2 separate regions of the Homo sapiens genome follow, and region 2 is linked to region 1. Evidence: chromatin contacts called from ENCODE Hi-C or POLR2A ChIA-PET data. All regions are on one chromosome and are shown on one strand. The core of a region is the stretch at or near the end of the contact, and the rest is flanking DNA. Distances in the headings are between cores, read along the strand shown. Region 1 holds the start of BCDIN3D (BCDIN3 domain containing RNA methyltransferase). Region 2 holds the start of SMIM41-AS1 (SMIM41 antisense RNA 1).

What was found. Hi-C counts contacts between places; a loop is a spot of excess contacts on that map. ChIA-PET counts read pairs that join two places held with the same protein, here RNA polymerase II (POLR2A). Pooled maps may share reads with other maps.
Region 2: a loop to region 1 is called in a map with no recorded cell type, with 14 times the contacts of the local background. The contact joins the promoter of SMIM41-AS1 here to the promoter of BCDIN3D in region 1. A Hi-C loop is called at or near these places in 1 of 37 single-sample maps with no recorded cell type and 1 of 50 pooled maps. POLR2A ChIA-PET finds 5 or more read pairs at or near these places in 1 of 52 experiments (HepG2).

The regions. Positions count from the first base shown.
Region 1 is chr12:49,841,402-49,845,570 of GRCh38, forward strand. BCDIN3D (BCDIN3 domain containing RNA methyltransferase) reads right to left here and starts at 1,705. Exons shown (of 2, transcript NM_181708.3): 1 at 1,453-1,705. The coding sequence starts at 1,686. RefSeq lists enhancers at 1,048-1,417, 1,988-2,047.
Region 2 is chr12:52,116,394-52,120,562 of GRCh38, forward strand. SMIM41-AS1 (SMIM41 antisense RNA 1) reads right to left here and starts at 1,825. Exons shown (of 4, transcript XR_007063312.1): 1 at 1,500-1,825. RefSeq lists enhancers at 314-523, 1,887-2,126, 2,447-2,586, 2,597-2,656, 2,687-2,736.

The DNA.
Region 1 (4,169 bases), core at 455-2,954:
AAAAGCATTTTTTAAAAACTGCAAAACAGAAAGCTCCATAAACGTACAGCCAGGTTTGGGAACCACTACCCTAGTTAGCTGCCAACTATGTCTTTACCTCTCATGTGTATACTACTCTCAACTTTAAAATCTCTGGTGGTTTCCTAATGCCTTTCGTGAAATCCCAAGCCTTAACCTCAGTCTCTCTTTTCCATTGTTTTTACCCTCTGACTTCCCGTATCATCACAGCGGAGAAATTTTGCAGGGGACACAGGACATCAACCCATCTCCTCATTCCAGTCTTTGAGACTGTATCCAAATGTCCCCTTCCTACTATCATCTGAGTCCCACAAGGTCTGAAGTCGTCCCCCAAAGTCTCTTCTGTAAAAGGACAGCAACGTAACAGAATTGTCCCCCGCCCTCCAGATGCTGGACTGGAGTGATGGAGGGAGCGCAGAGAGGGTACTAACTTTTGAAGCATTTGCCGTGGTAAGTTCAGACTGCCTGCTAGTGTAGAATATCCCAGTGGCTACAAATAGGTGTGGGAGAGACATTTCCTTATTTTGCATGTGGTTTGATTATAATCATATGCCTAAGAATAGTTTGCAGCAAGAAGAGTGGCAGTGCCGCCCTTCTCCATTCCCTTGGGCAAAATGCTTTATTTGCTTCTCGATCCTCTCCACTGTACTCTGTCAACTCACTGTTTTGTTTTGTTTTTGAGACGGAGTCTCGCTCTGTCGCCCAGGCTGGAGTGCAGTGGCACTAGCTCGGCTCACTGCAAGCTCCGCCTCCCGGGTTCACGCCATTCTCCTGCCTCAGCCTCCGGAGTAGCTGGACTACAGGCGCCCGCCACCACGACCGGCTAATTTTTTGTATTTTTAGTAGAGACGGGGTTTCACCGTGTTAGCCAGGATGGTCTCGATCTCGTGACCTTGTGATCCACCCGCCTCGGCCTCCGAAAGTGCTGGGATTACAGGCGTGAGCCAGCGCGCCCGGCCTACTCACTTTTTTTGAAATAAACATGCAGGTCCCAGGGTCTGTCCTGCACTGTATAGCACACATGAGTCTCAATATCAGGCATGATTCTGTCACCCTTGGCTCTTCTCTCCCAGTAAACCAAACCTAACCCCATGTTCCCAAACGTGTGTCTCTGGAAGCCCCCTCTCCCCAGCCAAAGCGCCAGGCACGCTGGACAGAGGCCACCCTAGATACAAGGACCGTTCCCACCTGGGGTCTGGCCCTGAAAGAAAAGTGGGAACGTAGTCGACAAGGACTCCTCTCCAAGAGAGATTCCTAAGACAGATGGTGGAACCCTGGCGGGCAGGCAGCAGCGGCACTGGCTCAGTCAAAGCCACGCTTTATACTCGTTTTGGGAAAGTTTCGATGGGTGTTAGCCCAGGCCAGAACCACAGTGGATGTGTAGGCAGCCAACCACTTGGCTCCGGATGCTCCAATCCCTCCCCTGTCACTCACCCCGGAGTTACACCCCACGTCGAGCCCCAGAATCGGCCCGTTCTCGGGACTCTCAGGAAAGAGCTGTCGAAGCAGCTCCGGGGGCAGGAGGCGGAGCCGTTGCTCCGGAGGGTGGAAGCGAGAATAATGAGGAAAATTTCCGAACGGGGCGGCGCCAGGTGCCAGAACTCGCGATTCCTCTTCCGCTGCGGTCTCCTTAACACTCCCTCCATCCAGTTCCGTGGGCACCGCCATTAGCCTCAACACAGCCTCTGGGCCGTGGCGGAACCGGAAGCCGGGAACCTGCTGTCGGCGTGGGCGGTGGCGGTGCCAGCGCGCGTGCGTCGAACGGCTAGGGCGGGTGGCTAGAATTCTGCGGTGAATCAGAAAAGCTGTCCTGATTTCCTCTCGCTGTATACCTGGAGCCGGCGAGCGCCTGGGGCTTGCCTTGTATTATTGAACCCTCATCACAACACTGGGAGGGGATTAGCAATATCATCCACGTTTTACAGGGATGAAACAAACTCTGAGGGCTAAGTGTCTTGGCCAAGCTGACATAGTTTGAAACTTGGGCTACTTGACCCAGAACAAGTATACTAGTTTGTTGGGATCTTGGAAATCAATTTTAGTCCAATTTCCTTTCTTTATAAATGCAAAAAGTGAGACCGAGAGAACTTACTTGTCTGGGGTCATACATTGAATCTGTGACTCAAAAACTTCCACCCGGTTCAGGAAAGGGTAGCCAGGAGGTGCAGGTCACTTGCGAAGCCAGCCGACTCAGCCCTGTCCCCCAGGGGCAACTGTAGACCATGAGCTCCTTGAGAGGCAAGGACCGTGCCTTAAGAGCCAGCACTTAAAGAGTGCTTACCAGGCACCAGACACCCTTGTAAGCTCCTTAGTCAATCCTCTCACCCCGTGAGAAAATGACCGTATTATTATTCTTTTTATATAGATGAGGACACTGGAGTAAAACAAAGTAACTTGTCCAAGATCCCACAGTTAGAAATGATGGTACTAGGATTCGAACCCAGGGAGTTTGGATCCAGAGGATGTGCTTGCAACGGTGTGTTATTCTCAGCCTTGAGTCTCCTATACTTAACATGGGCCTGGCACAAAGATGCTCAACAAATGTTGTTGAATGAAAACTCAATAGAGAATACAATAAGGCCAGATCTGTTTGGGGAAACTTTAAATGGAAGGGAGAAAGGATGCCAACTGAAGCAGACATAGTGGAATGGAGTTGGGCAAGATGTGACTCAGAGATTGGAAATAACAGAGCTGATAAGGAGAGGAACTGAAGGGTCAACCTAGGTAGCAGGTTCCAGTCAAAAGCCAGGATGGCCCAGAATATCCGTCAGGGTCAACCAAGCATCAGCAGAGTTGTGCAGGACCCCCAACCCCACCCCTGCACCTGGCCCACCCATCTTAAAGGGGTATCCTGCTCCATGAGGCTGGCAGTTCGGTAAACTTCTTATAAGGCACTGGAGCATGACTCCTGCAAACAGTACCATCAGGAGTTAAAATAAGCGCTGTTTTCCTCTCAGTTTTTACTTTATATTTTCTTTTTCTTTTCTCCTTTTTTTGAGATAGAGTCTCACACTATTGCCTGGGCTGGAGTGCAATGACATGATCTCGGCTCACTGCAACCTTTGCCTCCCAGGTTCAAGTGATTCTCCTGCCTCAGCCTCCCAAGTAGCTGGAATTACAGGCACCCGCCACCATTCCTGGCTAAGTTTTTGTATTTTTTAGTAGAGACGGGGTTTCACTATGTTGGCCAGGCTGGTCTCGAACTCCTGACCTCGTGATCTGCCCACCTCGGCCTCCCAAAGTGTTGGGATTACAGGCGAGAGCCACCACGCCCAGCCTTTATATTTTCATCTCTATCTGGCCTGCTGTTTCTCTAGTTTCACTTATTTGAGGACACAAGTTAATAAAAGTCACTCTGGAATTTAGTAAACCACAGTATTCTGCACAATTACAGAAAAGGAGAAAAAGCTGCACCGTTTTGACAAATTTTGGTGAGCTGAGCTGAACTTACCTCTTTTTGTCACTAGATGAAGCTAGCACAAATAATTAACAATTTTCAAGGAGCTGGAATCACCTTGCTTCCAGGACAGTGAATGGCAAGAACTCCTGACCCTGGGGTTCCTCCAGAAGCAAAGATAGGCCCTCGTAACATTACTGGTAATCTAAAATGCCTGACAGGTGACCTCATAAAGAGGTGTTTTAATTTGATCCACTCTGGTAACTTTTCTAACCTATGACCACTTTTCAGAGCCTGAACAGCACAGGTGTCTTGACAATACTTGACAATACCAGCCCCAGCACCTTAAATAGCTGTAGCAGCACCTAAGAGCTCGCTCTGCACTTTGGTCAGCCAGGTTTTATGGAGTGAGATGCATATATAATTTCAAGGGAAAGGGGAAGAAGGGGCGCCCTCTTTAAGGAAAAAACTCCCACCAACTTACAAATATAAAGACAGGTATAAAAGTGAATATTTATTTATAATGAGAAATCACAACAAATTACAAATTTTGAAAAGCTGACTACTAAAAGCATCACAACAAATTTTCTATAGGCTTGGTGTGGTGGCTCACACCTGTAATCCCAGCACTTTGGGAGGCCGAGGCGGGCGGATCACGAGGTCAGGAGATCGAGACCATCCTGGCTAACACGGTGAAACCCCTCTCTACTAAAAATACAAAAAATTAGCCGGGCGAGGTGGCGGTCGCCTGTAG
Region 2 (4,169 bases), core at 575-3,074, 2.3 Mb after region 1:
GTAACACACCGCTGTGTCACCGTTTTGGCAAGGGCTGACAAATGCGAGATGTAGAAATACCAGCCTAACAACTTTTCCAGTGACTCTGACCTAGATGGGTGGTTTCATGCACAGCCAGTACAACTGCAGCTCCTAGCAGCTGTGGCACAGCTACTCTCCCATCTGGTAACCGAATCCATCCTTCCTCCATCACTTGTCCTTCCCTCTACCTGGAGAAAGTCCTTTTCTTCTTTAGAATAAGTAGGTACAAGATCAGGTGCTTGAGGGAGCAGAGTGGCTGTGACTGATTGCCGGAAGGGGGCAGATGCTGCTTTTCGAGCCTCTGAGTCAGCGCGGGAATTCCCCAAACCCAGCAAGGTGGAAGCTCGCTGATGTCCTCTGCAATGCATACCTGCCACCTTGTGGGGTTTCCATACTGCTTCTAATAATTGCAAGATTTCTTGTTGATATTTTATGTCTTTTCCCCCAGAGTTCCATAGGCCGTTTTCTTTCTATAATGCTCCATGCACTTGAAGGGTTAAAAAGGCATACCGAGAATCAGTGTCAATGTTTACAGTCTTACCTTCATGGAGTTCTAAGGCCCAAATTAAAGCAATGGGTTCAGCTTTCTGGGCTGAAGTGCCCTGGGGCAACGATCTGGCTTCAACAACAGTGTACAGGGTTACCACTGCATACCCTGCACATCTCTCTCCTTGTAGGTTGATGAAGCTGCTCCCGTCCACGTGTAGTTCCCAGTCTACTGATGCCCAAGGCTGGTCCCGGAGGTCAGATCTACTAGAGTCAACTGAGTCAAACACTTCTACACAATCATGCCCGACAGGGCTCTCTGATACTGGGAGCAAGGTGGTGGGGTTTAGGGTGTTCCAAACTTCAATGGTTATACGGAGATTTTCACAGAGCAAACTTTGGTACTTGGTGAGTCTAGCATTCGTTAGCCAATGATGTCCTTTAGTATTCATTAAAGTCAACACAGCATGGGGAGCCTTTATGTTCAGGTTTTGCCCAAGAGTCAGCTTATTTGCTTCTTGTACTAGCAGGGCAGTTGCTGCCAAGGCCCTCAAACACAGGGGCCATCCTTTAGGAACCCCATCTAGTTGTTTAGAGAGGTAGGCCACTGGCCTCGGCCAGGGCCCCACAGTTTGGATGAAAACTCCAACTGCCATCTTTTCTCTCTCTGACACATACAATGTAAAAGGCTTTGTCAGATCGGGTAGCCCCAGGGCTGGGGCTGACATAAGTTTTTTCCTTTAACTCATGAAAGGCTTGCTGTTGTTGAGATCCCCATTCAAAAGGTTCCCGGTCCCCCACTTTGTGACCTCATACAAAGGCTTGGCTAATACTGCAAAGTTTGGGATCCACAGTCTACAAAACCCCACAGCTCCTAAGAATTCTCTCACTTGCCTTCTGCTCTTAGGCTCCAGTAGATTGCAAATGACCTGCTTTCTTTCTGATCCCAGGCTGCATTCCCCGTGTCGGATAGTAAATCCCAAGTAACGTACCTGCTGTCGACAGATCTCAGCTTTTTTCTTGGACACCTTATACCCACAGTCCTCCAGGCGCTGGAGTAGGGCATCCGTTCCCTTGGCGCACCTGACTGCCGTGGGGTGTCTCAGCAAAAGGTCATCAACGTACTGGAGCAACACGCAGCCTAGGTCTCTGGTGGGAAGCTTCTGGAGGTCTGTAGCCAACGCCTCCCTGAAGATGGTGGGGGAGCTCTGGAACCCTTGGGGAAGCCGGGTCCAAGTGTACTGAGTAGTGATACCTGACTCCGGATCTTCCCACTGAAAGGCAAACAGCTTCTGGCTCTCGGGAGCTAATCTGATACGAAAGAAAGCGTCTTTCAGGTCCAAGCAGGTGAACCAGCTGTCCTCAGCTGGCAGCAATCCCAACAACGTGTACGGGTTAGGTACTGTTGGATGTAAAGTCACTGTAGCTTGATTAACCAAGCGCAAATCCTGTACCGGCCTGTAGTCCTTGGTCCCTGGCTTGGGAACAGGCAGGAGGGGAGTGTATACTTGGCATGAAGTACAGCAAATGGAAAAACTTAAATTTTAAAAAAAGAAGAGGTGGGTAGGATGAGGCCAGGCGCAGTGCTTGTAATCCCAGCACTTCGGGAGATCAATGGTGTGAGCCAGTCTAAACCTCCATCTGTGACCTGAAGCTGGCCTATGGGCTGCCGATTTTTGACCTCTGATGACTGACAGGGCTGTCTTCAGTTTCAGTTCCCTCCTGAGCATCAGAGCCATACACAGAACAGCCTACCAGATGCTTTCACTGGGATGTCCTAAGACCTCTCAGTTTCCATGTGTTCAAAACCACACTTGTCATCTCCAAGCTGATTCATCGTGGGTTTCTGTTCCTAGTGATGATACATAAGCACCCCATTGCCCCGGCCAGACCCCCAGGAGACCTCCAAGGCCCTGAGCATTCCTTCCCCTCTTTCAGTGGGTCTCCATGATTTCTTGGCTCTACTCACTTGTGGCATGCCAGGTCTCACGAACGCAGGCCTCCATAACAACTGTTTCAGTACTGGCTGAGTGGTTAAGTTAAATATTAAATAGCCAGTGCCCTGACAATCCTAGAGTCCATGCCCTCCCCATTTCTTTGCCTCCCCATTTCAGGCCCCTACCCTCCCTCACCTGGACCATCTTCACAGCCTCCTAACTGGTGCAGCTATTTACATTTGAATTAATTAAAAGGGGCCAGGCTCAGTGGCTCATGCCTGTAATCCCAGCACTTTGGGAGGCTGAGGTGGTGGATCACCTGAGGTCAGGAGTTCGAAACTAGCCTGGCCAACAAAGTGAAACCCCCGTCTCTACTAAAGATACACAATTTAGCCGGGAGTGGTGTCGCGTGCCTGTAGTCCCAGCTACTTGGGAGGCTGAGGCAGGAGAACTGCTTGAACCCGGGAGGTGGAGGTTGCGGTGAGCCAAGATTGCACCACTGCACTCTAGCCTGGGTGACAAAGCAAGACTCCGTCTCAAAAAAAAAAAAAATTAATTGAAAGGAAATAATGTTTAAAAATTAGTTCCTGCGTCTTACTAGCCTCATTATTTCAAGGGCTCAATAGCCACACTTCCTTACTGCAGAAAGTCCTGTGGGAGCATGTTGCCCTGTGATCATGTTTACTTTGCCTAAGCCCGCCCTGGGGGTCATTTCCCTCCTGCTAGAGTCCAGTCTCCTTGGTCCAGGTTACCTCCCCGCCCTTGTCACCACCTCACCCTCCTGCTGCCCCTCCTCCTGTTTGTCCTCATGTGCACCCTCTCCAGCCACTTCCACCTGGCTGTCTCTACCTTCATGCTCTGGGGCCCTTGGCCCTGAAGCTTGAAGCGCCTCCCGACACTTTGTTTACCGGCTCACCCCAGGCTCAGTTCCAACAGGGCTCACTTGGGGTTTGGTAGCACCCCACCCTCCCCCATGCACCTGCCTGCATCACCCGCACACGCGGGATGCCCTTGAGGGCTCCCTGTAGCACTTCCCACCCTGCTGATAATCTGTCCCCCTCTCTGGGTGAGGTCCAGCTGCGCTTCCTTCCTGTCTGCACTCTCCAGGCCTAGCTCGGGAGGCGGCACTCAGGGGTGGGGCTGGGGTTGGGGAGCTGATGGGAGCCCGCATCTTAAGAAGTGACTCAGGGTTGGCCGCAGATTTTCATTTGCGAGGAAGCACCTCACTCACTTGGGGCTAAGGAGTGAAGGGGGCTTATCAGCCAGAGTAACTGGCCAGTGCAGGGCGGTTTGACTGCGCTCTGGGGTGTTGGGGTCTCCTGTTCCAGGCGGGCGTGGTGCAGCCGCCTGAGGCTGGCGCCCCCGTGTGGCCCTAAGAGTATAGCCGCTCCCAGGGCCTGGGCTACCTGGTGCAGGTCCCTGGCGGGAGGGAGAGACTTTGGGAAGCTCTCCCAGGAGGGCGAGGAAGCAACTAAGAAGCCTACATCAGGCCGGGCGCAGAGGCTCACGCCTGTAATCCCAGCACTTTGGAAGGCCGAGGAGGGCGGATCACGAGGTCAGGAGATCAAGACCACGGTGAAACCCCGTCTCTACTAAAAATACAAAAAAAAAAAAAAAAAAAAAAAAAAAAAAAAAAAAAAAAAAATTAGCCGGGTGCGGCGGCGGGCGCCTGTAGTCCCAGCTACTCGGGAGGCTGAGGCGGAAGAATGGCGTGAACCCGGGAGG